Regions from separate parts of the Mus musculus genome. Here all the other regions are linked to region 5. The links are chromatin loops, found by intact Hi-C in ENCODE. Cell type or tissue: heart. All regions are shown on one strand.

The links. Peaks named below come from ENCODE experiments on the same cell type or tissue, not always from the same donor. Only the 100,000 strongest peaks of a DNase experiment are listed, where the experiment ranks them.
Region 1: it touches region 5 in a loop (2.3-fold over the local background); 9 of 42 quality-filtered maps call a loop at or near these places.
Region 2: a loop joins it to region 5, with 7 times the contacts of the local background. A loop is called at or near these places in 19 of 42 quality-filtered maps.
Region 3: a loop joins it to region 5, with 4 times the contacts of the local background. A loop is called at or near these places in 12 of 42 quality-filtered maps.
Region 4: it touches region 5 in a loop (3-fold over the local background); 12 of 42 quality-filtered maps call a loop at or near these places.
Region 6: a loop joins it to region 5, with 5 times the contacts of the local background. A loop is called at or near these places in 3 of 42 quality-filtered maps.

Annotation. Positions count from the first base shown.
Region 1 is chr13:112,984,583-112,989,582 of GRCm38, reverse strand. It overlaps Ccno (cyclin O), which reads right to left and starts at 1,781. Exons shown (of 3, transcript NM_001081062.1): 1 at 1,299-1,781; 2 at 507-692; 3 at 1-11. The coding sequence starts at 1,685. In heart, no CTCF peak of the experiment used is centred here; a DNase peak (open chromatin) is centred at 1,882; H3K4me3 peaks cover 3,536 bases; H3K27ac peaks cover 752 bases; H3K27me3 peaks cover 4,139 bases.
Region 2 is chr13:113,033,811-113,038,810 of GRCm38, reverse strand. It overlaps Cdc20b (cell division cycle 20B), which reads right to left and starts at 3,432. Exons shown (of 12, transcript NM_001281487.1): 1 at 3,370-3,432; 2 at 3,035-3,097. The coding sequence starts at 3,432. Mir449c (microRNA 449c) reads right to left here and starts at 2,828; the gene lies at 2,720-2,828. It overlaps Mir449b (microRNA 449b), which reads right to left and starts at 1,392; the gene lies at 1,313-1,392. It overlaps Mir449a (microRNA 449a), which reads right to left and starts at 1,277; the gene lies at 1,187-1,277. In heart, a CTCF peak has its summit at 2,697 (motif pointing right); DNase peaks (open chromatin) are centred at 2,760 and 3,700; H3K4me3 peaks cover 1,591 bases; H3K27ac peaks cover 334 bases; H3K27me3 peaks cover 2,509 bases.
Region 3 is chr13:112,657,898-112,662,897 of GRCm38, reverse strand. Slc38a9 (solute carrier family 38, member 9) reads right to left here and starts at 2,132. Exons shown (of 15, transcript NM_178746.4): 1 at 2,026-2,132. In heart, no CTCF peak of the experiment used is centred here; a DNase peak (open chromatin) is centred at 2,147; H3K4me3 peaks cover 1,643 bases; H3K27ac peaks cover 1,382 bases.
Region 4 is chr13:112,671,566-112,676,565 of GRCm38, reverse strand. All of the region lies in intron 2 of Slc38a9 (solute carrier family 38, member 9), which reads right to left. It overlaps Gm52034 (a long non-coding RNA gene), which reads left to right and starts at 3,199. Exons shown (of 2, transcript XR_003950560.1): 1 at 3,199-3,293; 2 at 4,538-5,000. In heart, CTCF peaks have their summits at 2,361 (motif pointing left) and 4,653 (motif pointing left); a DNase peak (open chromatin) is centred at 2,285.
Region 5 is chr13:112,924,817-112,929,816 of GRCm38, reverse strand. It overlaps Mtrex (Mtr4 exosome RNA helicase), which reads left to right and starts at 2,437. Exons shown (of 27, transcript NM_028151.2): 1 at 2,437-2,587. The coding sequence starts at 2,460. Dhx29 (DEAH (Asp-Glu-Ala-His) box polypeptide 29) reads right to left here and starts at 2,137. Exons shown (of 27, transcript NM_172594.3): 1 at 1,844-2,137; 2 at 117-190. The coding sequence starts at 2,024. In heart, no CTCF peak of the experiment used is centred here; a DNase peak (open chromatin) is centred at 2,286; H3K4me3 peaks cover 2,950 bases; H3K27ac peaks cover 1,468 bases.
Region 6 is chr13:112,797,681-112,802,680 of GRCm38, reverse strand. Plpp1 (phospholipid phosphatase 1) reads right to left here and starts at 1,904. Exons shown (of 6, transcript NM_008903.2): 1 at 1,415-1,904. The coding sequence starts at 1,472. Gm41067 (a long non-coding RNA gene) reads right to left here. Exons shown (of 3, transcript XR_873969.2): 3 at 3,310-3,408. In heart, no CTCF peak of the experiment used is centred here; DNase peaks (open chromatin) are centred at 1,170 and 1,920; H3K4me3 peaks cover 2,237 bases; H3K27ac peaks cover 2,054 bases.

The sequences.
Region 1 (5,000 bases), 60 kb before region 5:
TGCACCTCTACCTGCAACACAGAGTGTGCTCCAGTTCCGGACTGGTGGGTACCTGGGACCCAAATCCATCCAGCCTAAAACCCGGGAGAAAACTGGGACTCGAACTCTATATTCCTTCCACTTCCACAATTCCGCTCCTGAAACCTCTCCCCCCACCCACAGCTGCTAGTGCACCTTCTCTATCTACAACCCAACTTTAAAATGTGTGTGTGTGTGTGTGTGTGTGAGAGAGAGAGAGAGAGAGAGAGAGAGAGAGATTGACTTTAAAAGCATCTTTTCCAGAGACAAGTACCACAAAGCTTTGGTTGGGCGGCCAGCTACAGCCTAACCTCTTTGTAGTCTGAAAGGATTGTTGCTGTGAGTGGTAAGAGAAGTTAAGGCTATGACATGGAAAGATCTTCGAGCATCTGCCCAGATAAGCCAAGCAACCCAGCCCTAAGCCATGCACGAGTTGGGGAAGGGGGGCGCTGGCTGCAAACACATCGCACTCTTTCGCCTGGTGGTACCTGCTTGCAAGCGATGAGCAGACAGGTGACCCCGAGCAGCTGGAAGCAGTCTGCAGCAACAGGGGTCGTGAGGAGAAAACGGTCCAGAGTATTCACGGTCAGACACAGCGACTCGAAAGAGAGGCCGAACTGGCGGTGGACTTGCAGGAGCCAGCTGAGCAGTTTACAGCGCGATTCGGCAGTCACCTGGCCGGGAGCGAGAGGGGGAGTGTGCTGAAGCGCGCGCCCGAACAAAACAATCCAGAGAGGCAGAGAGGCAAAGGGGAAAACGCTAAATGACTGAAAAATAGGAGGCACGTGGGGGGGAGGGGGGGAGGTACGGGCCTGCCTTAAACCAGGCGTTCCGGAACGCCTGGGAACGTTTGGGCTCGCGCCTGGTATTGTGCACAGTGCATTAGGGCACACTACCCAGTCTAACCCTCTCAGCAAGTCAAAGGGACTATAAGGGGTGGGGGGTGGGGGGTAAAGTTTTTGTTTTTTTTTTAAACAGAAGTGCAAGCAAATTTAGGAGTTCTGGATCTGACGTAGAAGCTGTCGAACTGCGTTATAATAAAACTCCTCTACCCACCCCCTATAACTTCCGATATCCACCTCTCCACCCACAACCTTTCTCCATCTAAATAGGTCAGTGGGCCAATCCTTGAAGGTCCCAATTGCTCCTACTGATGGCAGATAATGGGCTGCAATGACTAGGGCTGTGCGAAGGGCAGCCAGCAGCCATGGAGAGAGCGAGCTAGCCTGGGAGAGACAGAAGCGCGACGGCCCCGGGTCTGGCTCTTGCCAGCGCCTCACTTGTGGCTGGCGCGCCAGCGACTCCCGCGGGTGGAAAAGATTCTCCTGCGCCTTTCGGAAGTCGTAGCAGCTCTGGCCGTATTCTCGGAAGGTCTGGAGATCCAGCGCTGTCAAGGGCTGGGCAGGGTTGAGTAGGGAGCTGCAGTCCCGCGCCGCAGACACTGCGGGGCTGTCGGCGCCGTCCGAGCTGGAGCTGGGGGACTCGAAAAGGTCACAGACGCCCGAGTCTCCCGGGAGCGAACACGCGTTCAGCGGCCGCAGCGGCTTCTTTCTCCGGAGGCACGGGCGTCTGCTCTTCTTCACTGGGGCGCGGAGGTTCTGGTGGCTGTCTCGCCTCCCGGCTCCCGCGGCGGGGCTGCCCGGGCTGGCAGGGCAAGGGGTAACCATGTTACAATCGGGTAGCGCTCCTAGCGTCTACGACGCCCGGAGCGTCGGCGCGAGAGCTGCGAGGAAGATCCGGTCCCGCTGGCGGCGCAGCTCTAAGTACCCGGACTGTGCCTTCCCTCCACCACTCCCCCGGCCTCTCACTGGCTGAGCCCCGAGCCGCCCACGGGCCGCGCTTTCCCGGAGGCAGAGCCACACCCCTCGCGTGCGAGCAACGCGTGGCCCCCGCGCTGGTTGCAGGGGGAGGAGGCGTTGCAACTCCCGCCTCTCACCCGCCTTCAGCTGCAGGCTCCGCGCGTCTGTCGTCACCGTGGCAACCGCAGCCCGGGTCCTGGCGCCAGCTGCTTGAGCTCGGTGGAAGAGCGTAAAGATCACTGGCCACCTAGGGGAGCCATGGGCCGTCTGAGCGGTTCAGCCGCCCCCGGAAAAAGGGAAAGGCTGCTCCGGGGAACCTGGTCCTTGGTTAGATTGTCTGGCCTGGTGTGATCATCTTTTATGCCAACCCTCATCCAGGTGGGTCCGCCTCTGAGCTCCGGACCAAGATCAGGCTAGGTTTTCTTCAGTGACCCATAAAAGGACTTGATTTGCGACTATTTTATTTCATTCCGCTGGCCCAGGGAAGGAGAACTTTGGCGCGTCGCTAACGTCTGTTAAGTATGTGGGAGCCCGTCCTGTCAGACAGGTATTTGTGATCCAAAAACGTAGGAAGTTACTTCAAATGACCGTCGCACAAGCCCGCTGCCCTCTGGATACTTTGCCCCGCACTTTTCATCCCGAGCCAAACACGCCAAGGCTGCAGCCGTTTAGGGCCTTAATGTCACAGGTGGCATTTCTGTGGAATTGCTCACAGTGTGTTCTGCTTTGGGTCATTAGCTTTTAACCCTCTACCTTTCTAGGTTATTCTTTGTGCCCAGGGTAGGATGGAGGGAAATCAAAGGAATGCAGAGTTGGGGGAGGGGGAGGCGCGGGGACAAGAGAGAAAGGTAGAATGTGACACCTTCTCCATTCTCAACCCGTGTACTCCAAACTCCGGTCCTGATCTAAAAGAGACGTTAAGGCGCTGTGAGTTCTGCACACGCGGCCGTCCTCACTGATTCCAAAGACAGCTGGAAATTGTTGGAGTCCACGTGCAAATCCTCCCCCTAGAAACTTGCCAGAGAAGCAGGTGAGGGGAAAGGGCTGGATTTCAGCTTCTCGCCTCCGTTTCTATTCTCTGTGATTCTGAAGGCGCTTTAAATTGCAGCACTTGTGTGACGCGGGGTTGCTGAGAATCACCTGAGAGGAGTTTTCTACATGCAAGTGCCTGGCTTTCTGTCTCCTCTCAGGCTGTTGATGGGTAACATTACGGGGAGATCAACCGAATCCACAGCAAGGGGGCCACATAGCAGACCTCTTCCTAGAAGAGTTTTCTGGGTGAGGAGGAAGGATCTAGGAACTCTCTGATTCTGCCTCTTGGTCCAGCGGGAAAGAGCACAAAGCACCTCATCAGTAGGATCCAGAGTGTACCTATTTAATGATCTTGTTCAGCAAGACATTATTCGGTCTCCATTTCGTCGTCTGTAAAAGGATATTACTTGCCTTGCGAGTCAAGTAACATCGATGAGAAATCTTGAAACTCCCCCCCCCCCCGTTAATTTATTTTATTTATTCACTTTACATCCCTATCGCAGCTCCTCCTCCTCTCAGTTACCGCCTCACATCGCCCCTTCCCCCTCCTTCCCTGCATTGAGAAGGGGCCGCCCTCTCCCTCTGAGTACTAACCCATCCTGACACACCAAGCCCCTGCAGGCCTGGGCACAAGCTCTCCCGCTGTGGCCAGACAAGGCAGCCACAAGCAGACAACAGTCAGGGACGGCTCCCACTCCAGTTGTTGGGAGACCCTCTTGAAGAGAAAGTCCTTTTTAAATGCAAAATAGTAGAGTCCTCTTGAACCTGATCCAGGGGGGTCAAGAATGTTGTTCTGCTGGGGGAAACTGAAGACTGATCAGGCCATCTGTGTGTGGTAAGGCTCTCCATGCTGAACAGACTTTTTTCCCCCAAGGCCTGTACTTAGAGTCAATCCCAACAGACACTGCCTGAGTCTCAGCTTGAAGGACCTATTATTCAGCTTTGGCAGAGTGCTTGCTGTGTCGCCTGCTGTGTGGAACCTGCAAGGAGCTGGTGTTCAGGTGGGATAAACAAAGAGCCATGTGCCATTCTTAAAGGACTGAAATGTGAGCCGGGCGTGATGGTGCACGCCTTTAATCCCAGCACTCGGGAGACAGAGACAGAGGCAGGTGGATTTCTGAGTTCAAGGCCAGCCTGGTCTACAGAGTGAGTTCCAGGACAGCCAGGGCTACACAGAGAAACCCTGTCTCAGAAAAGGCCAAAAAAAAAAAAAAAAAAAAAACCAAAACCAAACAAACAAAAAAGGACTGAAATGTGATGGGGGAGGGGACCAAGATATCAATTTAAATTCAAATGTCAGATAAACAACAAATGCATTTCTCATAAGGATGTCACAGAAATTGTATGAGACATATCTACAAGAGAAAAATGTTTATCTGATAATTACCTGAAACACTGTACTATATGGAACAGCAAGCTATCTTTTAAAGATTTTTTAAAAAAAGATTTATTGGGGCTGAGAGATGGCTCAACGGTTAAGAGCACTGACTGCTCTTCCGAAGGTCCTGAGTTCAAATCCCAGCAACCACATGGTGGCTCATAACCATCCATAACGAGATCTGGTGCCCACTTCTGGTGTCTGAAGACAGCTACAGTGTACTTACATATAATAAATAAATAAAATTAAAAAAAAAAAGATTTATTTATTTTATATATATGAGTGCACTGTAGCTGTCTTCAGACACACCAGAAGAGGGCATCAGATCCCATGACAGATGGTTGTGAGCCACCACGTGGTTGCTGGGACTTGAACTCAGCACATCTGGAAGAGCAATCAGTGCTCTTAACCTCTGAGCCATCTTCCAACCCCCAACAGACTATTCTTTTATCTGATATTCAAATTCAACTGAGCCCTGCAACTTCACAGCAGGATCAGCCTCACTGTTCTGGAAAGAGTAATGAAAAATTGATGGTAAAAACCAAGGTAGGGGGGAGGGAGGGAGGCAGAAGAGGAGGGCTGGACAAGAGTATTCTAAGTAAAAACAGGCTGTAGGAGGATCTGGCAGCAGTCCTGGGACATCTGCAGATGTGTATAAGGGCCTGTCTAACGAAGAATGGCCCTTGCAGAGAAGAGGAGGACAGAAGCTGGAAAGTTATAGCTAATAATTACATAAAGGGTATGTGGCAAGTACTTTATTCTCTGTGTATATC
Region 2 (5,000 bases), 110 kb before region 5:
GGAAACGGAGGTCATTTTTCTTCACGGGCAGGAGCTGTAGTGGATCAGATAGATGGCCCCCCGCTCGTGGGAATGTGGACAGCTTTAATTGGACTCAGGGTGTTATTTTTTAAAAGAAGCCATAGAGGTAGAAGGGAGGTATTGGGAAAGGGTCCAGAGGGAGTGGGAAGTTTGGGTTGAATAGAATCAAAATTCATTGTATACATGTGTGAAATTCTCAGGGAATAAATAAAAATTCTAAAAAAAAAATGAAAATACTATTTACTTAGCTGTCTTAAACACAAAGACCATCATAAAATAATACTGGTCAACAGCAGCAACACCAAGGATGAGATTTGAAAATAGTAAAATACACAGGAATCAGATAATAGCATCTGTTTAACCTATGTCTAAGAAATATATTTACATTTAAATAGTTAATGCAAATTTATTTCATCAGGAGATTTTGGCCCAATAACTTAAAGAGTGCAGTCTTTTTCTTTTCTCTTCTATGTCTCTAGTAGTCACCAGTACACCACAGTGAGTTCTGGTGATTTCCTGCAGATGTCCACCTGAGGTCACCATATGACCTCTGACTCTGTTCCGTGAATCAAACGGCCTTCCAAAGAATGAGGAAGTATTTTAAATAATATTTATGGCCAGCTCTTCTTCTTTCTTTATAAACTAGATCTCATGTCCTTCCAATTATTGTAAAAAATATTTGCAATATTTTATACAAAATGGAAGAACTGAGTTGTCTCCCCAAATAAATAAGCCCATCCCTACCACATCCCCAAGATATCCCAAATTGTCTAGATACTTCTAGTGAAGATGTTTTAACGTGTGGGTCATTTTGAAAGTTAACACAAATTCTCCCTCCACTTGGTGTATACATAAAGTTGGAGAGACCTGCTCTACTCTATCATGAAACTGATTTAGTTGGAAACTTGGGCAAATACACAAGGCTTTCCATTTTATTCTAAATCTTGTGTTAAAACAACAAACACATAACTTTATAAATGCTTTGATAATGTCAAGCTAGGACTCAGAAAATATTACTTGAGTTTTTAAAGTAACAATGGTTAGTACTTTCACTGCTATAAATATGTCCTTGTGTCACCCCAAGCCACTAATAGCTGTTATCATAATAGTACCCCTCTTCATGGCAAAGCACATACATGAGCTGTAAATGCATGCTGGTGGTGATTGTGTGTGCAATAGGAGAGCAGTCGCATGTTAGCTGGTGCCGCTCACATACTCAACCAGCTAACAATACACTGCCAAGCCATCACACACAGGCAAGACAGCGCACCTCATTAACAAGAAGAACCCAGCCAGAAGGAAGTGGCAGGGTAGCTGTGGCTGCTGGCCTGACCCAACGCAGCCAGCTAACAACACTGCCTACCCGAGTCTGGCAAGTTCGGATTTTCACAGTCTGTGGAGTGGCTGAGGCTAAGTTTCTAACAGAAAGACACTGCTGCAGAGCTGCTGGAGTGTGGTGGCGTGGATACGGAGAGCAAGGGAACTCTGAGGGAGCCAGTTTTCTCCTTCCACCATGTGAATTCCTGGGATAGCATGGCAGTAAGTGCCTTTACTGAACCTTCTTGCCAACCCCAGAACTCTAATCTTAGTAACTGAAGAGGATTTATAGAGAAACCTTGTTTAATGTCTCCTAAACTATAAGAAACAAAATTTATATTACCAAGCTATACCCATGTTTTAAAAAAAAAAACTTTTAAGAACTTTAAATGTGGTTTTTGATGTTTTGTTTGTTTTTCCCCCTTGGGGGTGGGGGGTTGATTGGCTAATTTTTTTCTAGACAGGTTGTTTTTGTGTTTTTTTTTTTTTTTTTTTTTTTTTTTGTAGCCCTGGCTGATGTGGAACTGCTGTGTAGACCAGGCTGGCCTGGAGCCGGGAGATCCACCTGCCTCTGCCTCCCAAGTGCTGGCATTAAGTGCTTGACTAAGAACTCTGTATTCTTATACTTGGGTTTTCCAAATTTAATGTTAAGTTAAAGATGTTAGCAAAGTAAAAATGAATTAACAAAAGTTCAATTGAATTAGGCAGTAAAGTATCTAGAAGATAAAATAATTTGGGCAGGAAACATAACTAAAGACACAATGTAAAGGCTTTTAAATGTTATTTCTCTATAGGTGACATTAGTCACTGCATTTTAAAAGGCCAGCTATATATTTGATTTCAAGCGTCACTGATTGAATATAGAAAAATGTATGTTATCTAGAAAAATATTCAAATGGTGAGATTTTAGCTAATAATCTAAATTTAAAAGCATGTGGGCTATTTGGTGTAAAGAGAAGTAAGTGGTGCTAGAGATGTGAGTCAGATGAGGATTTAACTTTTTCATCCATTAAAGAAAGTACAGGAGCTGGAGAGATGGCTCAGCGGCTGAAAAGAGCACTGGCTGCTCCTCCAGAGAACACAGATTAGATTCTCAACACCAACAGGGCGGCCCCCAAAAGCCTGAAACTCCAGTTCCAGGCGATCAGAAGCCCTCTTCTGAGCTCCGCGGACACCACGCACACACGTGATGCACAGATATAAGTGCAGGTAAATAAACACAAGGTAATAAAAATGAGTTTCAAAAGAACACTCTTTTAAAAAGAACTGCAAGCTTTGGGTTAGAGCTTTAAGGGGCAGAAATACTATATTGGATCCAGCTTTTAGTAGCTGTCTTGAAGACACCTCCTTATCCACCAGATGGCACTATTTCCACGTCTTTGCATGCTTCTGAGTGCAGCAGAGGGTAGTGCAGCTAGCAACTGTTGGGATAAAGTTCTAACAGCCAGCTAGCAATGCACTGCCTGCCTGACACACCCACACTTCATCCTCTGTGGAGCCGGACACTGGGAAGCGCCCGCTAAGCAGGTATAAGTAGCTACATCAGTTGTGAGAATCCATTTCTTAAGTCTTCAGATTCTGTAAAGGTTTTTAATTTGTATTAATTCTCCCATAATTCCTGCAAATGCCTTCTATAGCAAGAATTAATTTGCTCGAGATCAGAATGAAGACAGAAGGGCAAGCCCAGAAAACTCACCTTGGGGGAACCTTGATTTCGCTGCTGCTTCATGCCGTTGGCGAGCACCCGCATGATGTTCTCCTTTGGAAATAGATTAACATAAGAAGGGAGAAAACTCTAGGAAAATCGTCACGGAGAGTGGGGAATTGTTTTGAATCCTGGGTTTGCTGATTCACTCATTCTTTCTAAAGCAACCAGGTATCTCCAGAACTTAAATTTCACACCGTTCAAAATTTAAACTAGGCTGTAGAATTTCATGGCATCTTTTGGTCCTTACTGGGTATTACAAACCGTACCTTCTGCAAGAAGCCCCATGGGAGGGTTGGGTCAAGAAAGAAAAGGATGGTACGCACCCACAACATCTCTTCTTCCGTCCGGATCTTCCTCCGGGCGGTGCGTTGCAGTTTCCACTCCATCTCCGAGTGAGTGCGCTGTTCCTGGACGCCTTGCCTCTCCCCCTCAGGGGCTAAGCAGGACCACGACTTCCCAAACCGCTAGCCTCGTCCCCCTAAACCCATCAAACCTGCCCTCCTACCCCCGAGACCCTCGCTCCTCCCACAGCTCCTGGAGCGTATTCCCCAGGGTAACCTTTAAAAAGCCCGCGGGGCGGCAATCAAAGCGGGAACCTCCTTCCGTCGGTCCCGCCACAGGCCAGCGCCTCGATGACGTCAAGTCTGGGGTGTCGGGGTGCTCGCTCGGGTCCCGCCCTCCTACCCGCGCCCCCGCACTGGGCCTCCCGAGCGGCGCGCGCCGCAGCGCCAAGCTTTGCCGCGAGCAGTGGCGGGCCTGAGCCTCCTGCCCGAGCCCGCAGGAGGTGCGGAGTCGGCGGGTAGAGAAGCGGGGTTTTTGGAGTTCACTGTTGTTTTCAAAAGCAAAAACGTTTCGTCCTAACTGACTCTAATCCTTTTTTTCCGTTCCCCTCTCCTTTTCTTCAACCCCACCCTGATTATCAAATTTGGACGCGTGCAGTAATTCTCACCCTTCTGTTTACTGCTTAGTGATAATCGCTTGTGAAAATTCCTGAACGTAAACATGTCTCTCAATGAGCATGTTAACTCCTCTGTCTTCAAACTCAAACTCAAAAAAGGGGGGGGGGGTGTCTAGGCTGCCGAGAAATGCGTTGACATTTCCAATTAATAAATTATCCGCACTGTCCACTTGGGGAATTGGGGAACTGGCCAAGTTCTCTTGCTGGATCTTGGGAGCTACTTCATAAGCAGGAAGTTTGTGAGAGAGGGAAAGAGCCAAGGAAAGCCAGTGAGACAGCTGACCAGGCCTAGGACTGGATCGATCATGAAATTGCTCGAGGGTCTGGAGGGACCTGGAGACGACTGACAGACAGGGAGCCAGATGGGCTGCTCAGCCTTGCCTGCCCATCTGAGCTGCCAAGGCAAGCTGGGCCATATGGCAGGAGACTAAACTGTCTGAGCAACCTAGGAGGTCCAGCAGCCAGGTTCTCTGCTCCCAGGTCCCCATCCCAAAGTGACAGCAGATTGCATTTTAACTCTAATAAGTTGTTTTGTGCATGCTGGGGCTAGGAGATTCAAACTGCTCAATAACTTAAGCCCACTCTAGTACGTCTGAAAATTCAAGAAATACCGGCTTCGTAGCAACCCAGCTCCCAGTGTTCCAATGACAACGGTTGAAAATGTGTGCTGGTAACCCCACATGAGATTTGTCAGAATGCTTGTATTAGAATATCTTTCTTACCCCACAAGAATGCTACTTTTCTTGCAGTGTGATCAAATGCTTACTCATTCCAAGCCCCAGGAAATCCCTTCTGCAAGCATTAAGACTCAAAGTGAACCATCTTTGCATGAGTCAGGTATATTGTTTAATGGCCAGTTGGAGAATGTCAACCAAAACAAGCAATGTATTAAAAACATGAGATTATTTTTATCTGTTTGTGTGTGTGTGTGTGTGTGTGTGCATTTACCCATTTTGTCAGAACAAGGAAGTAATTTTAAAGACAACTTTTAGAATC
Region 3 (5,000 bases), 270 kb after region 5:
TTCTAACACCCTCCCTATAATTATCCATAACTGAATCTATAGTACCTATGCTAAGATGCTAGCATCAATTTGCAGAACACACTAGGTTGTGGTAAGATAAATATTTCTATGGACATAAACATCCAAGGAGTTTATGTTCTTTCTCAAAGGCTGATATTAGTTATTATCTAATACATTTACATATATGATAAAATTTAAGATACGTTATATTGTTTATTAGGCATAGAGAGACTTTTTCTATAATGGGGCAGAAAGAAATTGTTTAAGCCACTGGGCATCTGGAATTATTCAGCTCTGCCTTTTAGTATGACAGATAGTATGGAAATGAGTATACATGGTTGTATTCTAATAACACTTTTTAAAAGGAAAACAGACATCAGCAGGCGATATTTTGGTAAGAGTTTATCTACCTCTGTAGTATTAAAAAAAAGGGAATTGTGTCATTCAAAAACAGCAGCCTGGTAGATGCAGTTATTACACGTGTATCTCTTTTCTCTATAAGTCCACTAGGGTCTACTAACACACATATATTCCTTCTTTATGAAGACTTTACCGGTGTGTTAATAGCTAATAGCCATAATTCTACAATTCTGATGTTACAGGGCGGAGGAGGGGGAGGCGCATTTTTCTACTCTGCTTAACTAATGCTTCAAAGAATGTTAAAATCTGGCAGTGATGGACACAACGTAGTCTAGAAAGCACCAAAGCAATACTATGACAACAAAGAACTTCTCCTTTTCCTAGATGAGCAACACTAGATTTTCTGAAGTTGAGTTTTAGATTAAAACAAACAAACAAATAAACAAACCAAAAACTACTAGCAAAGCACTAAAGTTTAAATGTATTATAAAAACACAGGCCTGCTAAAAATTTTTAACCTCTTATAATTTTTTTCCTTTTTCCTATATCACTAGTGTTGGACATCACTATGTGCACCATAACACCTGTTTTTTTTTTTTTTTTTTTTTACAAAGGTGCAATGACCCATATACACGCTGGGTCTTCATGCTTGCAAGGTCAGCACTTTAGAGACCAGCCATTTTTCTAGCCCTGGGTTTCAGATTTTAAGTCTCACTATTTAAACTGGAGACCATCCGTTCCCCTGGCTCACCTAAGTCCTGGGCTTACAGGCTTGCCCCATGTCTATCTGATTGTAGTTGTTTACAAGGCATACAGGTTTCTCTTTAATTTACAAGTTTCTTTTGATCTACTGAAAAGTTCTGTTGAAAACAAATAACAAAACCCCAAATAAATAGCGAACAAACAAAAACTTTTGTCTGGTACTCCACATGCCACTTCTTTGTTATATTTGAAGGCATGGAATAGGAAAACAGAGAGTGACCTCAACAATAAATGAGGCACTGCCAGGGGATCCTTACAATTAGGTTTTGGGCAAGTTGGCTAATAACTGACTGATGGATAAGCAGATGTCTTCAATTTTTAAGACATCCTGATTTGTAAACCGAGGAGAAAACGTTTGACTAGCTGCCTCACAACTCCAGTATTTCAAGACAGCCAACACAGCATTGCCACCCACAATTAGAGCAGTCAGTCACTCATGGGCTGGGGAAGTAGCTTGGTGGTAGAGCGACTTCATTGCCCAGCCCTGGGTTGCATCTTCCAGCACCTGTCCCAGCACAAGTGAGTCAGAGTCAAACACCAGTGTGGTAGGCACAGCAGGGGCTTCCGCTCCCAATTCTCCTCTCTAGATCTTTCTCTATCCCTGCAATAATCCCAACAGTCCTCTCACCCCGGCTTCGGGTGTTCATCTGCTGTAACCCTTCCTGCCTTTTCCCAGCAGACCCAGACTTTCTCAGCTCCCGCGGACTCCCCGTACTTGACCCATTCGAGGGACCTGCGCCACTCTGGAGCAGTGTCCCTAGCCCGGGGCTTGGCTCTCCCGGCATCCCAAAGACCCCTCCGTGCTGACAGCCCGATGGCTGCAAACTCAGCCCTTCCTTCCTCGCCTGGGCTCCCTCTTGGACTGTCCCAGGGTGAGTTTGCCAGGAGCGAGAACGTGTCTACCTCAGCAGGCCAATCCCTCTACGTCGGAAAACCAGAGCAGGAGGCGAAGACCCTTTCACAGACCTCTCAGTTGGCAGCGGCTTAGAGAGAATAGTCCTCTAAACAGGAAGAGGCAACGGCTTAGGCCGCGGGGGATGGCGGGGGATGGAGTCCTAGGAAAACACAGTCCACCGCTTCTGTGAAAGCGCCGCCATCTGAAACTACAACTCCCAGAGGGCTCTGCAGCAGCCGGCCAGCCTATCAAAGAACCCCGCCCTCCAGCTCCGGAGGCGGGGTCGCTGAGCAGGTGCTCGAACATCTGACCGGCTGGGTTGTCTTCTCCTCCCGAACTACCTAGGAAGAGAGAAAAAGAAGAGATCTCTTTAGGTGCTTTACAGCATCACAGGCCACGTGAGAACAAGATGATGTGCCTGACGTCCCTGGTGACGTTTTTCTCAGGCTTTCCTGGCTCGTGTTATGTTCTTAGGTCACGCCCTTGGATCCCGAGGGAAGCTGGATTGGGGTGGAATGGGGGAGTTGTTAATGAGCATTGATTTTTCTCCTGTGGTCTTCTTGTTTGTTTTGTGTTTGTTTTGGTTTGTTTTTTGTTTTGTTATTCGAGACAGTTTCTCTGTGTGTCCCTGTCTGTCCTGGAACTCACTCTGTAGACCAGGCTAGCTTCAAACTCAAAAGATCTGCCTGCTTCTGCCTCTGCCTCCTGAGTGCTGATATTAAAGGCGAGTGTCACCAGTGCCAGGTCTGGGTCTCTCTCTCCCCCTGGCCCTCCCCCTGTCCCTCCCCTCCCCACCCCACCTAAAGTCAATGTATGTTGGTAATGAAGTCATCTCATGGTAAGATCCCTAAGACTGATATGGCATGTCTTAAAACCAGGGCTCTATAAAGAAAGCTAACATTCAAAAGCAATGTGCTGTAATGTGATCAAGACCCCAAGACCTAAACTTATCAAATAGTAATGAATTCCAAGAATTTTACATTTATCATTTTGTAAAGTCTTTGGAAACTTCATGTTTTACCTATTTTTACCGATAATGAAACAGTCTTAGAAAAGTTGTGACATGGCAAGGCTAGACAGACTTTCAAGTGGCAAAATATCTGGAATTCAAACCAAGGTCTTCCAAACTCTGCTCTCAAACTCTTCTAAATATCCGCTCTGATACTGAGGGCTTAAAATTGCAAGTAGTAGTGAATGGTGCCTTTTAGGGAGATACAAGTTATTTTGTTGACAGTGTTCTTGTTCCAAAAGGCTTACAACTGCATCTGGCTGTACATCTGCATCTGCATTTGAAAATGAATGATACATGATTTTTGTAAGTCTCTGTAATAGGAAAATTTTCTTTTTCCTTTCTTTTTTCTTTTTTTCCTGAATTCCAGTCTGAGAAAACAGTTTTAGTCAAGATTGGAAAGAGCAAAATAAATAAGCACCTTACAACTGCTGGAGAGATACTTAAAACCACAGTAACAAAATTGCTGAATTTGATAAGGCAGCTCTGGCCAACTCCCACTTTCAGGTAGTGGTGACCTTAAAGATGGCAGTCTACATTCTTGACGAAGGTCACTGGCACCAGAGGGAGAAGAGACCTTCTCAAGAAATTGTAACTGCCTAGTGTTCTTGAAGGTTTCCTACAAGGTTTTACCTTGGTTTTATGGGCAAAACCTTGGTTTCATGGTTTCTTGGCTCACAGGGCAGTGCTTGTCCAAATATTTGAACACATAGTCATAGCTACAGGCACAAGGTCTCAGTTCAAGCAAGAAATAAACAGACTAGTACTGTGCCAGGTTTCCCACTAAGAAATCCTTAATAATACATTCATGTACTATAGAATAAGATTTAAAAATTTCTCAAGATACAGATAGATCAACAATTGAGAACAAATTCTAAGACACACTTAGCTTGAGTTTCCATTGCTGAAAAAAAAAAAAGCAAGTCGGAGAGGAAAGGGTTTATTTGGCTATATCAGTTTTCATCAGCAAAGGAAGTCAGAACAGGAACTCAAACAGGGCAGGAACCTGGAGGCAGGAGCTGGTGTAGAGGCCATCATGTACTGCTGACTGGGCTGCTCCCCATGACTTGTGTAGCCTGTTTTCTTACATAACCCAGTACCACCAGCCCAGGGATGGTACCACCCACAATGGGCTGGGCCCACCTACATCAATCAGCAATAAAGAAAATGCCCTACACACAATACCCAGGAACATGTAATGGTCAAGCAGAGAAGGAGGCCTCTAAAGGGAAGATTCAGAATGATTTGCTCGGAGCAGTAGACGAGAACAGCCAGGAAAAGCCAGGGAGGAGAGTACAGTTTTTCATGACTGTTTGGTTTTTATTTTTATTTATTTTTATATTTTTAATTACAGTCTCTGTATCCCACATTGACCCAGAACTTGCCCTGTGACCCAGGATGGCCTTGAACTTATGACCCTTTTGCCACCTAAATGCTAGTAGTAGCAGCAGCAGCAGCAGCAGTAGTAGTAGCAGTAGTAGTAGAACCTGAATCACCGGGCCTAGTTTTTTCATCTGTTTTTGTGGAAAGTTTAGCTATATACAGATGTAGAAAGTATGGGGAACCTCTATGTTTCCATTACTCATAAAAAAAAAAAAACAAATAATAAAGAACCAAGTCTCATGTCCTCTATAACCACATCTTGGTATATCTAAAATACAGAGACTGTTTTTAAGAAGTCATAACCTCCATATCAGCATACCTAAAACATGAATATTCGCTTAACATTGTTTAGTATCTAGTCAGTTAATATATTTCCTGAAGCTGTGGAGATAGCTCAGTTGGAAAAGTGCTTCCCCACAAAGCACAGAGACTTGGATTTAATCCCCCAAAACCACATCATAAGAAAAAGCCCAGACTCATGATGGCATGTGCTGGTGATACCAATGCTGGAGATACAGACACAGGTGAAGCCCCAGGGCTCACTGGCTGGCCAGGCTAGCCAGCTGATCAGTGAGAGACCTTGCCTCAGAA
Region 4 (5,000 bases), 250 kb after region 5:
AGCATGTGTCACTGCACCAACCTCCTCATGGGGTTTCTGGGGATCAAAATCAGGACCTCATGCTTGTAAGGCGAGGTCTTCACAGACTTAAGCTGTCTTCCTAAGACCCCAGACCCATTTCACGTACATTATTAGCATCCGGCCTTTAGCCTGTTGAAAGCCATCTTGACTCTCTTGTTACCACTACTGGCTCCAAGCTCTGGTGGTGGTGATATTATACTGCACCCACAAATTCCTTCTGACTACACCCTTGACCTAACACTGACCAGACAGATAAGGGTTTTGTTTCTGTTTTTGTTTTTTTTGCCTTAACTCTTCATTAACTCTTCATACTTTTTCTGCTCAACAAAATAACTTTGACTTGACCCTGCGGAGTATCAATTACCTCCAAAAGCTCCCTTGGTCTTCGGGCTTCTCTCACTAATGTCAGTGAGAGAGGGAGAAAGTACAATAAAGTACAACGAACTTCCCAGGAGTGGGAAGAAAACAAAACAGACACGCAAACACCCCGGAGCTGACAGGGCTAAAGGGCTAAACTCAGGTGAGCTGAGCAGATACCGACCGAAGGGGAAACGTTTAAAAAGATGTCTAGGGCAGAGGGAGAGAAGGGAAAAGGCACAGAAACCAAGCATTTGAGAGAATAAGAGGATTCCAATGAGACTAGAAAAAAAACTTCATCTAGTGAAGTAACAAAGTCACATGCAAATTTAAGGTGCCTCTAACACTAAGACCAAGAATTTTCTTTCCTTAAGCATTTGGCAAAAATATAGTTCTTTGAGGGACAAAAGAAAGAGGAGAAGGTGGGAAAGTATGGAGAAAATTGGGCCAAGGAGGGAAAAGGAGGGGGAGGGAAAGGAGCAGAGGAGAGAGGGGAGAGATGGGTTTGATGGAGGGAGTAATACAATTTGTATGCTTGCCCCAGCGCAGTGATACCAGCAACAATTGAGGTCCTGTCCATCTAGTTATGACTGCTTGGTGGCAAGCTCTTCATCGTGTAATTCATGGTAGCTTAGCACACTAGCCCTCCTGGGAAAATCAATTTCTCTTTTTCTCCCCCTCCCCTTCCTCTTTTTAGGAAGTTTTAAGATCAAATTTAGGGCCTTGTGCATGCTAAGAACATTGTCTCCCACTGCCTGAATTCTTCTCATTTTTGTTGCCTATATAATCCCAAACTATAAAATCATCAAGCACCGGGTAACCACTTCCAGTTGCTGCCATACGCCAGCATCTATTAAACATTTTACTTTGCCTTGGGAAACGGCTTGAGTCTTCCTCTCTCCTAGGGCCGCAAATACCCACTGTCAACTCAGGCTGATCTACAGTGACAGCATTTGTGGGAGGAGAAATAGAGAGGCTGATTCACAAATGCACAGACTGTAGGTACCCTAAACAGCAAGGTGCCATAATGTATCTTACACACTCCAAGGGTGTGAGGAAGCTGTGCATTTGAGATATCCAATTAATGGTGGCTTGTTAGAGCACTACAACATCCTCAATAGCAAAAGCTTGAATGTTAGGATTTGGTATTTTGAGATGTTTTGGTGTTGAAATGAAAACAGCCCTGTGAGTTTAATAGATGATATCTCTGATAGATCAGATTATTCTCCATTTTGATACCAAGTGGGCAACAGAGTCCTACAAGAGCAGAGCAGCCGAGTGCTGGTAAGTAAGCTGTAGGAGAAAAGTCTGTGTACAGAGCATGCTTAGGGGGTTGGGGCCTGAGTGAGCTCCTGCCTTACGGTGTCACCCTGGGCCTATAAGGAGCAGCAGAAGGAAAGGGGAAACAAAGACACACAGAGAAGGGGAAAGCTAAAAACCGAGCCAAGCCACAGTAGAGGGTTTGCGTAGCAATACACAAGGCCATGGGTTCAATACCCAGAACTGGAAAGAAATTAAAAATCAACCATTTCATAACTTTGTTGGCTGGCTGGGGTGGTCAACTTTCCCAGGGCATAGTCACAGAGCAGTAGGAAAATATGAGGCTACCCTGAGTACCAGCTCATTAGTAGCCTCCAAAAGCCTGAGAAAAGCCTGCTCATTCCCAGTAGAATGTATCGAATAGAACACAGCAGACTTCTAGACCTTTCTGCTCTTCCATTTACTTTTTTATTGTTCATTCTCTCTCCAAACAGGTGACAAAATAGCATCAGAGGGAGGCGTGCTGAAGAAACAGGGGCCTTACTTTTTTATAATGCACCTAAATGATCCACATGCCGATGGCATGCAGCTTACAACGGCACAGCCCTTCCTCCGCCTGCTTTAGACTCCACTTGTCAAAATGCTTGGCCTGCAACCCCTTAGTCTGTGCCAGCTAAAAGTCTTACATGTAAGACGCGAATGCCACCTAGTGGGAGGTAGAAAAATAACACAAGCTAACCGTAGGCCAAGAAATACTCAGACATCAAATGTTGTCTCCCATCATCCTATAGCCAAAGTTTCCCAAGTGCAGGATGACCCTTGACACCACAATCGTGAACGCTGACTGGCTGGTGTATATAGCAATATACAATAGACAAGTATAAGCACTCTAAAGTCCTCACTTTACAAACATGAGATAAAGCTAAATGAACTCAGAGCTGGAAGGGGAGCAGACTGCTAAGAAACATCCAATTATAATATATATATGTGTGTGTGTGTGTGTGTGTGTATGTATGTATGTATATGTATGTATATGCATGTATATATGTATATGTGTATATATATATATATGTATATATATATATATATATATATATATATATATATATATATATATATGTGTGTGTGTGTGTGTGTGTGTGTGTATATACACATACATACATACATACAGAGAGAGAGAGAGATGTATATACACAAGGGGGCACCAGAGCATGGTGACTCAAAGAACTGAAGCTTGATACTAGTTGTCTACATTTTATTTACATGGAAAGTTGGAGACTCTATCCCTCAGCAGGAACAATGTCTTAAAGTACTCACATACTTTTTCTCATCTAATAGTCTCTGCTTTCTCCAGCAGAGATTATCCCACAAGCAGAAGCAACAAGGACTGCTAAGTTCTTACAAGTGGTTGCTCTCCTTTCTTACCAGTTACGCCAGGATTGAAAATAGCGGACTCCTTCCTTTTTGAAGTTTCATTATAGAAAATGTATTTCCATTTAATATACCCTGTTAGATTAAAATTTCAAGGAACTGAACTGCCGACTTGTCATAATGGAATGCACTTTAATGACCTATGACTCATTGTCACAGTGGCCAATTATTTATCACAGAACTTAGAAGCTTCAAGAAAAACTCTAAGCATTCAGTCAGCATTTGTAAGTGGACTACATTCACTAATACTGAAATATACCAGTGAGAATCACAATTATCGATTTCTCTGTTTCTTCTGATAGCCACTGTTAACGACACTTTCTTCAGGGATAAATTTCACACTACCAGTTTTAGCTACAAGAAAAACTGAAACATCAACTATCGGAAGAAATGATAACAATACCGCCAGGATCAGCTCACTGCAATCTTTCTTATCTCCTGGGCTGGAAATAGCTGCAGCTCTTATCTAGACTAACATTCTGCTGATAGCAACGAGGGTAGTCACTGACTGGGTACTGAGGACCTACTAACTCTATGCACCAGGCTCCCTTACCTCAGCTGTGCAGCTCCTCTCAGCCACCCAAGCCTTCCCGACTCCATCTGCACATACTGTATTGTCTACAATACAGCGAGCAACTTTACATGAATGGTGGCAGACTATACATACTGCTCTGCAACTCACTTTTTTCTTTTAACAAAATAACTCGAAGAGTTGTTTCATTTTGGTATGTCATAAGCCCACCTCCTTTTTATTAGATGAAAAATATTTCATTGTATGAACACACTATAATGTAGTTTTTCAGCCCTGGAAGAAAACATATTTTAGTCACTCAATCTTAGCAACGTATATGACCCCACGCAGGCACCGGTTGACGCTGTAAGGCAGTGAGATTCTGCTACCCAGAAACCTCAGAGTTGCCGCTGGGATCTGAGTGGAGGATCACACAAAATTTGTGGGTTAAATTCTTTTTTCTGGTGTACATAAGAATATGTGAGCACAAGTATAAAAAGGCCAGACGTCATCATCAGGTATCTAATTGAACTACCTCTCTCTCTCTCTCTCTCTCTCATTTAGTGGCATATTTGAGATGGTTTGTTTATTTATTTGCTATTTATTGAGACAGTCTCTTACCAGCCTGGAGCTCATCAATTTGGCTGGCCTCGCTAGCCAATGCTCTCCAGAAGCCATCTGTCCCTGCCTCCCTAGTGTGGTGGTTACAGGTACACACCATAGCTCCTGGATTTTATATGGGGGCTCAAGTTTGTGTGACAAATACTTCACTGACAGAGCCTCTCCCCTGGATTTAATCCCCCCTACATCACAATTGTATTCTTCCTGCCGGCAGTAGACAATGACTTCTGTCATAGCTTACTGATAAGATACTTTTCTAATATATGCACTTAAACATTTCTAAACGAGGACACCTCACAATCTCTAACACCGGATGTCTGAATTACTGTTGGCCAGGTGGCAGTGTGCTCGCTACTTCTGGTGGTGTGCTGACATCCGACTGCCAGGCCATCTCTGTCAAACCACTGAAGGAAGGCATGGGAACCGGAAGTGAGAAGGCCTCTCATGACGCCATCTGGTGAGACCGGGACAGTGCAAGGACGGGAACCTGCGCGCGGCCTCAGTGCTGCTGAAGAAACCAAGGAAGGCTGTGTCATCAAAGCCACCCACTCTCTTTCCGGCCAAAGGACAATTGTCCACGTAGGAGGGACACACAACTGGTCTGATGACTAAATCAAAAGCTGATCCAGAAGAGCCAGGGTTTTTAAGTGTGAGGTGTTAATAATGTCTTAACCAATGCACTTTGTTTCTATGATCAACTTGTATAGTTCCATAAGAGACAAATGAGAAGTAACACATACGGTCAAGAGTTCTTCCAGTGAAAACACAGCAAAAATTCCAAGTCCAGTACTGTACATGT
Region 5 (5,000 bases):
AAAAGACACCCGGGGTCCTCTGTGAGAGCAGCAACTGCTCTTAACCGCTGACAGCTTCTGTGTTTTGCTTGAATGAGAATATTTCCTGAAACGCAGCAAAAACTTTGCTTACTCACTTTCAAAATAGATTTGTCCAGATTTGCAGAGCCACCGGAATCATTTGCAGAATTAAAACTATAAATTTTTGGACCTGTATATAATAGACAACAAATGGGAAATTTAATGATTAGTATTCATTGTACCATCTTAATTTTTCTTAAAAGGTTGCTAAATAGTAAATCTCTGACTTTAATTTAATTCTTTCCCCTTAACTTTACCAAAGAATTTAAGATCTCAAAGTTAACATCTTAGGAAAGGGAAAGGAAAGGGAAAGTGAAGACAAACACTACAACAAATGACTGTCAGGAACTTGAAAGACTTCAGTGAGAAGTCAGTAGTAAAAGAAAAAGATCTTAGTCTGCAGCGAGACAGCTGTAGAATTCTCAGGGAGAAATGTGTCATATCTGAAACTACAAGTCTAATAATTTGCATTTATAGAGGATTACTTTCTAGGAGTAAGTGCGCCATGCCACTAGCTTATTTTCTCATAAATCCCCCACCACACATACACACACACACACACACACACACACACACACACAATGCTCCAAGCTTTTTTTTTTTTTTTTTTTTAATATGAGTACGCTGTAGCTGTCACTGTAGCTGTCTTCAGATACACCACAGAAGATGGCATCAGGTCTCATTACAGATGGTTGTGAGCCACCATGTGGTTGCTGGGAATTGAACTCAGGACCTCTGGAAGAGCAGTCAGCGCTCTTAACCACTGAGCCATCTCTCCAGCCCCCTCCAAGCTCTTTCTTAACTCAAGATCTTGGGAATGTTATTCCTACCATGCTTTACAGGATTAACTTCTAGACAGCTTCTAATTTCAGCTCAACTATCACTTTTCATGACTCCTCACCATTGGGGGGAAAAAAACCGAAACAAAACACCCTGCTAAACACTCATGGGCATGCTCTCTCTCTCTCTGAAGCTTAACAACTATAAAGCACGACTGTCTGTGTGATTAGTAAATTAGATTCCTAAGCTGCTCTGGAGCGAAGGTTTCCATTTTTTTCGGTCTTATTATCACCAGTCAGATGCTTGGTATTTATGTATCAATAAGCACATATGCTTGCAAGTTTTTTGTTATAGAAAAAAATTACTGCAAGCAAACAGATCAAACAGAACAAAACAACATATAATTTTGATGTTTTTGAAACTAGCTGAAAGAGTGGCCGTAACTAATCACCTTCAAGTTATCAAATCAATCTGCAGGGTAAGCAAAAAAATGCAAGGATTTGACAAGCATAGAATTTTACTGTAAGTCAATCCAGTGTCCAATGTGTAAAGTGTGGTTATTCTTAGGAAACACTGACTTTTCTGGAACATACAAGGATATTTATGTAGATAGATGCTGAAGAAGACATTAAGATCTGACAGAACATGGAGCTGCATCAAGCCAGAAGCACTTCCCTTAACAACTCTCTTAACTAGCGGAGCGGCTGTTCTGACAGCTCAGAGTGGATTCCTGCTGAACAACAGCAGATGCCATGACTCCGTTCTTAGAAGGAGAAAGAAAAAAAAAAAAGAGTGAGTTAGAAAGGCGAAGCCACGCTGTAACAGAGTTACTTTTGTAACTTTAATGGCCAAAGGCCCTTAGACCGATCTACAAGGCCACCCCACCCACTGCTCAGGTGTGGAAGATGTCTAAGTTTGGATCTCATCAGCTCACGTTGTGAGTCTTTGCTGGACAAGAAGCAGGGTCTGAGGGCAGAAGGCTGGGCACTGGGTCAGGGCTTACCTTGCTTCACTCGGGGCTCCCGGGCGCCGGTGGGGACGGCGGGCGCCGGCCTGGCCACCGGCTTCTTGCTCTGGGCTTCCCCAACAGCTCCGGCCTCTGCACTTCTGGCTCTGGAAGCAGACACGGCGGCCCGCATCGCCGCAGCTCCCGGCGCCTTGTGTTTCTTATTTTTGCCGCCCATGTTTCAGCTGCAGGAGAGTAGTCTTCCAGATCCAGATCCCCGCTGCGGCACAGCAGAAGCCCGAGAGCTCTTCACGTTTGCCGGCTCCCACGCCTCCACCCAGCCTCCTCCATCCGGGCTCCGCGGCTGGGGCTCCGGCTCAATTGGCCCGTGTCCTCAGACTCCGCCTCTCGGCTCCCGGGAGCGAGCGGCATGGCTGCTGTCGTGCGCCACTGGTCGCTAAGTTTTTAGTCATTGAACTGCCGGACTCGCAGTGGTTGGAAGAGAAAAGGGGCAGGACCCAGACTAGAAAGGAGAAAAGTCACGCGGGGCTCAAGGCTCGCTCACTTTTGACTCCTCCGGGCCACCGTCGAGTCCCCCCATTCGGCGTCACTGTAGGGTACGGTCGCGGGGCCTCTTGGGTAGGAGGGAGATTCGGTCTCAGAGTTCCGAAAGATGGCGGATGCTTTCGGGGATGAGCTTTTCAGCGTTTTCGAGGATGATTCGACCTCTGCAGCAGGAGCCAAGAAAGACAAAGAGAAAGAGAAATGGAAGGGGCCACCAGGGTCTGCAGACAAGGCCGGGTAAGGAAAACCTCTGAGCTCTTTTTCTTCTCGTTCTTCTTGTTTTTGATGCCGGTAAAGGAAACACGACTCAGACGAGGAGCACAGAAAGTGTTTGAATGGAGTCAAGAGGCTAAGGAGATTGAGGGGAAAAAAAAAAAAAACCGTTGGGGAGAGAGGAAAGGTTGATTTTGCGGGAGGGAGGGCGGTCTCGGTGTTCGTGCCTGTCCGGCCGCAGCGTGGCTTCCTTAGGCCATGCTTTGGCTGTAACCCCAGCTTAGCAGGCCAGGTACGGCTTTGCTTGCGAGGCGGGGCTTGTCACCCACAAAACCTCTCACATAGTCTTTAAGCAGCGAGGCACTAGATGAGCCAAGGGGGAAGACATGTAGGGGGTTCTTAAACCGCGAAGGCAAATCGCTACCGAAGGAAGAGATTTAATCTCCAAGTTGTAGTTTTCCCAAAATAAATTAATAATAATAATAATAATAATAATAATAATAATAATAATAATAAAGTCAGATTCAGGATATCGCTATGTAAGTTGGGCAGCCCTCGAACTCGAGATCCTCTTATTTCAGGTCCTTAGGGTTGGAATTCCCAGAGTGCCCCTATGACACTCGGTCAAACTAGTTTTCTCTTCCGTTAGCGTTTTACACTTGATGATTGATTCGGTCCGTTATTACATGAGTAGTTGCAAAGTACTGGTTTAAAAAAAAAAAAAAGCTATGTCTTTCTGCTTCTTACCTGGAATCCAGTCATAAATTAATTAATTTAAAAAATCATTGCTCTAGGGCTGAGGACATGGCCAGTGTAAAAGACAGCTTTCTGTTTGAGAATGAGGACCTAGTTTCAAATCTCTAGTACCCACATAAAAAGTGTGAGCACTGTAACCCCAGCACAGTGGGGCACAGAGACAAAAATTGTTGGGCCTGGCTGGTTGCTAACTTAGCCTCTTGGTTGTATAAGTGAGAAACGCTGTCTCAAGGGAGTAATGTAGGATGCTGGAAGTCCTCTGGCCTCCACTGTATGCTCAAGTGTAGGCGCCACACAAAGAAGACACAGAATTTCCCTTATTGTCAGTTACCTTCAGTTCTCAAGTTGAGGAATTTCCTTCACCACACTGACCCTTGGACAAGTCTTTGGAGCATTTTCTTAATTGCTGATTTATGTGGGAGGGCAGCCCAGTGCGCTATGGTGTGTACCTTCCTGGGCAGGTGAGCCTGCACTGGGTGATGGAGCTATAGAAACCCGTGAGCAGCATTTCTGTGGTCTCTGCCTCCGAGTTCCCATTTTCGCTTTTCTGAGTGATGGATTGTAAACACATCAGCTGAATTAAGTCCTTTCCTGTCTAAGTTGCTTGTGGTCAGTGTTTTTATTTATTTTTATTTTGTTATTATTATTATTATTATTATTGTTTTTTGTTTTTTGTTTTTTTGAGACAGGGTTTCTCTATAGCCCTGGCTGTCCTGGAACTCACTTTGTAGACCAGGCTGGCCTCGAACTCAGAAATCCACCTGCCTCTGCCTCCCGAGTGCTGGGATTAAAGGCGTGCGCCACCATGCCTGGCCAGTGTTTTTATTACAGCAACAAAAAGCACACTAGAGCTTTCGTTGGTGGTTCATTTTCACCTTGAAATACAGTTCATAAAGAAAAGGCAAGTTTAACGTTTGCTTGTGTGTCAGTTTGTTTTGAGACAGGGTCTTGCTATGTAACCATTATTGGCCTTGTCCTCAGACATGCTTGGAATTAAAGGTGTGCGCTGCCACACCTGGCTGCTTCCCAAGGTTAGGAGCCGAGTTGTGCACACCTCCTTCCCTCCCTCCTCCTGCCCTGTGTCTCTCATTGGGTAAATGAAGCACTCTAAATCACAGCAGTCAGTGCACACACAACTCTGAGGTTCCTTTGTAGTGTCGTCCCAGGCTATCTGCTTCCTCCGTGTCTTGGAGCAGTTTCCATTTTCTAGAATGTGCTTAAATTCAGCATTTACATTCCATCTGAGTACCATATATGGGTTTGGGTTTTTTTTTTTTTTTTTTTTGGCCTCTTTTTTTCCTCAGTGTCTAAACTGTTTGTTCTTATAACATGTAGCAACACTTTTCCTTTTATTGCTGAGAATTGTGTTCATATTATATTATGTTTTTACCTTTTCATGATCATATTGTGTCTACTTTTAAGTGTGTGTGTGACTGTGTGTGTGTTTTGCGTGTGAAGTGGGCTCATCTTGCCTCAGTGTTCCTGAGGAGGTCAGGAGACAGCTTTTCATTCCGTCTTGTTTTGTGGCAGATCTTTGAGTGTCAGCTGCAGCACTGTATCAGTTGTTTAGACTCCGTCTTGAGTCTTCTCTCGAGTCTCCACCGTAGGAGTGCTGGGATTGCAGATGCAAATCACCCCATCTGGGGTTTTTTATTTTAATCGTTTTTACATTGAAAAGGGG
Region 6 (5,000 bases), 130 kb after region 5:
CTGTCTCAAAAAAGAAAGAAAGAAAGAAAGAAAGAAAGAAAGAAAGAAAGAAAGAAAGAAAGAAAGAAAGAAAGAAAGGAAGGAAGGAAGGAAGGAAGGAAGGAGAGAGAGAGAGAGAGAGAGAGAGAGAGAGAGAGAGAGAGAGAGAGAAAATGCATTTAAAAAAAACAGGTACTAAAATTTTAACAATTTTATAAGATTATAGGCACCTAAATGGTCAGGCTGGAAGCAAGAGAGAGGAATAGTCTAGAACAGCGAGATTAAGTTAAAGCCTGGGGAAATTTCCTATCTCTGAGGAACCATTATGCTGATTTGTATCTAGGATGCAAAAGCCACTAGTTCAGTCGCCTTGAAAACTCGCCAGGACTATGTCAGTTACTTAAACCAGAGTCCCACCACCCAAACTTCCAACAGCTTACAACTAGGTAAATTGCCTGACCCAATGGTCTACAAGTGACAGACACGATACAGGAAAAAAAAGAAGAAAAAAGAAAAAGAAAAAAAGTGAAAGCTACCCCTTCCATGCCTATCCCTTGACAAGATGACTCTAGTTTTGGAGGTTTGGGAAGTTTTGTTTTTGTTTCTCCTGAAGGAGAAACAAAACAAAACAAAAAAAAACATCTGGAGACGAAAGACCCCAGAATTGAAGTCTTCCACCAGGGAAATAACCTTAACTTTGCTGTAGCTAAAGAAATTAAAGAAGCTAAAGGCGCTCCGTGCCAGGCTGTCACAGGAGACAGGCACACCAAGGCAAGGGCTGCGCTATAAGCCAATAGCAGGACTTCTACGGGATGGGATGGGGAAAAGCAAGCTTCTTCAGACCTCATCAGGCAGAAACCTGGCCATCTCCATCGCTCCTGCAACCTGACAATTTACAACCTGACGACGCCTTCTAATTAGGAACGTTCTAAACCTTTTATAGACGAAGAAAACTTTCAAGTGCTTCTCACCAAGTTATGATAAGCTGGGCACTGAAGCCTGCCTGCCTGCCTGCCTGCCTGTTCCCAGGGAGGGAAAAGTCCGAGTGTACCGAACCTCCAGCTTCGCTGCAGAACCTGATGAGCCAGAGACCAGGATTCTCTGCACGGTGCAGAGGGAGGAGCCCACCCTGCCTGTTAGAGTGGGCCGGGAAACAGAGGGTAACAGCACAGGCGAGAACAGAGGCCAAGCAGGGCTAGACTCAGCGCACCGGCAGACAGGCAGGGAGAGCCCACGCTGGAGCCAGAGTGTTGGATGCAGAAGCGGGGATCACCCCCACCCCCACCCAGCCCCGGCCCCCCGAGCTGCGCAAACGGCTCCCCACAACTCTCTCCGCAGCCACCGGCGCACGCGCGCGCGCGCACGCCGGGCACACCCACCCCACACCGGTGCGCGGCTCCGCCTGGAAGACCCCCGGGCCGCGGCGCCTACGTACCCAGCAACACGCAAATCACATCGAGGGCCACGTACGGCAGCCGCGTCTTGTCGAACATGGTCACCGGCTGGATGGTGTCACCACCTGGTGCGAGTGGCGGGAGGAACAGACCGCGGCGGTCCAGATACCCAATTCCCAGAGCCCCGCCCTCGGGATGGCGGCCGCCCCAAGCGACTGCGAGCCTCTTAGACTGACGGGAGCAGGGACCAGGGCAGTTTGGATTGGGCCGCCCTGCCACCGAGGGCAATCGTGTCCCGGACTTTTCCCTTCACGGACCCGGTACTGGGCCAGTGGCCGCCGATCTGTCGCCTCAGGCGCCTGCTCTCTCAGTGCTGGCTCGTCGCGGCCAATCGCCCTCCGCTGCCCTGTGCCCTCTCCAACAGGCCGGGCGAGCTCTAAGGATGAGGACTGGAGGAACACCGCTCCTCCCGCCCCAGGCGCGCCGCTCCGGCCAGTGCGCGGTCTCGCCGGCTGCAGCGCGCGGGGACGAAACCCAGGCCAGCGCAGACAGCCAATCAGCGCCATCGGCCCCGCCCCGCCGACTTGCGGAGCCCGCCCCGAATCTGGAAGCTGGTTAACGGGGCGGGGCCAATTGCAGGGATTGGGAGTCCTCTCTTTAGTCCATTCAGCCCTTTAGTGCTAGGCGATGCTTCCTTTAAAGGAGAGCCAGACCCCGATACACCATTCCATAGCTCCTGCTGCCCGCCATCCTTCTCCTCCCATGGGCTCTCCCTCCAAACTGTTTAAATGAGTTACCTCTAAGCCCCTTTCTGTGAGGGGCCTGCACCTTGGCCTTCCTGTTGGTCGTAGCTGAGCTTCATTCTAGCAAGAATCCTTCTTGCCCTCTGGTCATTCTTGATATTCTAATACTTAATATCTGAACCCTCCCGCCTTTGGTGTACGTAAATCCGCAGTCTACCCTTAGCAAGAATACCCCTGCCATTAATGTCTTCTTAGTCATGTTCTGTTCACTGACTTCGAATCTCCAGCTCAGTTTCCGCTAACTGCAAGTCATGTCTCCTACTGCAATAGACTTCGTTGGGACTTCACTTGGGAGGAGTTTGGAGACTTGTTCAATGGTAGAGCTCTGGCTTTAGCACGGAGGGGCCTTATTTTTGATCAGTAGCGCAGCTTCAGCCATGCTCACACAAACAATAGAGTTAACTATGTCTTAAGAAATATCAATGATTCAATAGTGGCAGTCCCCGTACCCATTCCCAGGAGGCCTCCAGAACACATTTAGTAATCTCAGTTTCCAAATGTGTAAAAAGAGGATCTCAATGATCCCCGCTGTCTATTCTAATTAAGAGGAAGTGGTGAGACTCAGAGAAGATAATGTGACAATTGCTTTATAAAGAGTTAAACCACCACTACCAATCTTAACAATACATGGTTTCCTCCTTGCTCAAGACTTTTTTTTTTTTTTTTTTTTTGACAGAGACTCCTTTAGCCCAGGCAGGCCTCACATTCGGCTGTGTAGCCGAAAATGGTCTTAACTCCTGCATCTACCTCCCAAGGCGTTACAGGCATGAGCCAGCACCCCTGGGGTTTTTCTTCTTATAGGAAGATGTAAAATACAAATCACAGAATGTGCCTTCTGTTTTCTCAGGTATTTCCTGCCAAGCATCCCAAAAGACCAGTGAGTGGAAAGATGCTACTTCCCAAGGGGAGTCAGATGTGTTTCCAAGTGCAACTATAAGCCATAAAAATGTGTATTTGTAAAAGTATATTCTTATTTTAAAGATATATGGATTTTTAAATTTCAACTTATTTTAATTGTTTCTAAAAGCTCTCAACAATTTACACGCAAAAAGATGTGGCATTATTATTTATTATTATTATTATTATTATTATTATTATTATTATTATTATTTCGTTGTTTTCCTTACCTCCAGAGTTACAAGAGTCCTAGGTAGCATGGTCATTGTTGTATGCCAGCCCCGCGGCCTACTTGAACCGGGTACACCTGGAAGGCAGGCTGGGGCTGAAAAAGACTTAGACGGCGAGAGAAATAATGAAGCCAAAACGATTCCCTGTTCAAGTCTCGCCAGTTTACTAAGAGAGTGTGCTTATAAGGGGAAGGCCCATCCCCCGCCCAGTCCATTCTTGGTGTCTGGAGCCAGCCTGTAGGCGACATGCAGGATAGGATGTTCCTCCTGAATATCTCAGGGCCCTCTCAGCAGGTAGCAGTGTCTTGGAGGAGACCAGTGGCAATTGACAGAACAATAGAGCCATCTAGGTCGAAAGGCTCCACCCTAGGTAATCTCCGTAGTGGCAGCAAGGTCAAAGTCTGGATCAGCCTGCTTCGAGGCTGGGGGAGGCTACAGGTCATAATACATTTAGATGACTATTTTTTTTAAACTTTTATCAAGCACATACTATGTGCCAGGTATAGTCTAGGCAAGATGGCTTCCCTAAACAGCTTTGAGATGAAGATGTTGGACACGGTGGTATCCACCTGTAGTTCTAACACTGAAGACCGGAAGCGAGAGAATCAGGAATTCCGGGACAACTGCCCATACATGGAAGTTTTTTAGTTCCGCTGATGGGAAATCTCCTTTCAGATAGCTACCATCCTAGTTTGGTTTCTGTTGCTGTATAAAGACCATGAACAGAAGCAACTTGGGGGGCGAAGGGGTTTATTTAAGTTTATAGTTGTAATCTCTCATGAGGGGAAGTCAGGGCAGGAATTAAAGGCAGGAATCTCGAGGTAGGAATCAAGGCTGAGACAGTGGAGAAACTGTTTACTGGCCTGCTCCCCATGGCCTGCTCCCCAGCTTTCTAATACCACCCAGGACCAGCACCACCCACAGTGAGTAGGACCCTCCCAAATCAATCATGAATCAGGAAAATGCCCTACAGACTCTATAGGTCAGTCTGATGAAGGCAGTTCCTTAATCTAGATTCCCTCCTCCCAGATTACTGTAGCTTGTGTCAAATTGAAAACAACAACAACAACAAATGAACTCTGGCCTGGCGTGGTGGCGCATGCCTTTAATCCCAGAACTGGAGAGGCAGAGGCAGGAGGATTTCTGAGTTCGAGGCCAGCCTGGTCTACAAAGTGAGTTCCAGGACAGCCAGGGCTAAACCCTGTCTCGGAAAAAAAATACAAACAAAAAAACAAAACAAAACAAGAACAAAAACCTAGCCAGGACAGGTGGGAACTGATAAATGAGCAGACTATGAATGAGCAGATGTTAACCCTGTTAGGAAACAGGGTGATAGGAATTTAGAGGGCCATGTTCTACCATTTGCCCATCCATAGTTTATCATTGACAAGAGAGAAAGGTTACTTTTATAAAAGAGACCAGGCTGTCATCACATGAACTCAGGTGGTCAAACCTAGCCTCACTGAATTTCAGACAAGACATTGGTTGTGTTAGGTGACATAAAACACAATATACCGTGCATGCATCACCTATAAAGAACTGGTACCAAGAACCTTTCATCCAAGCATAACTGTCTGTAATCCTAAAGTCTAGACTCCAGAGACATATTGGATGATGGAATAAGTCAACTGAAGCTATTATAGATAGCAACCACTCGAAATTAGAAGAAATATCTACTTCTAAAGTGTTTCATTCAA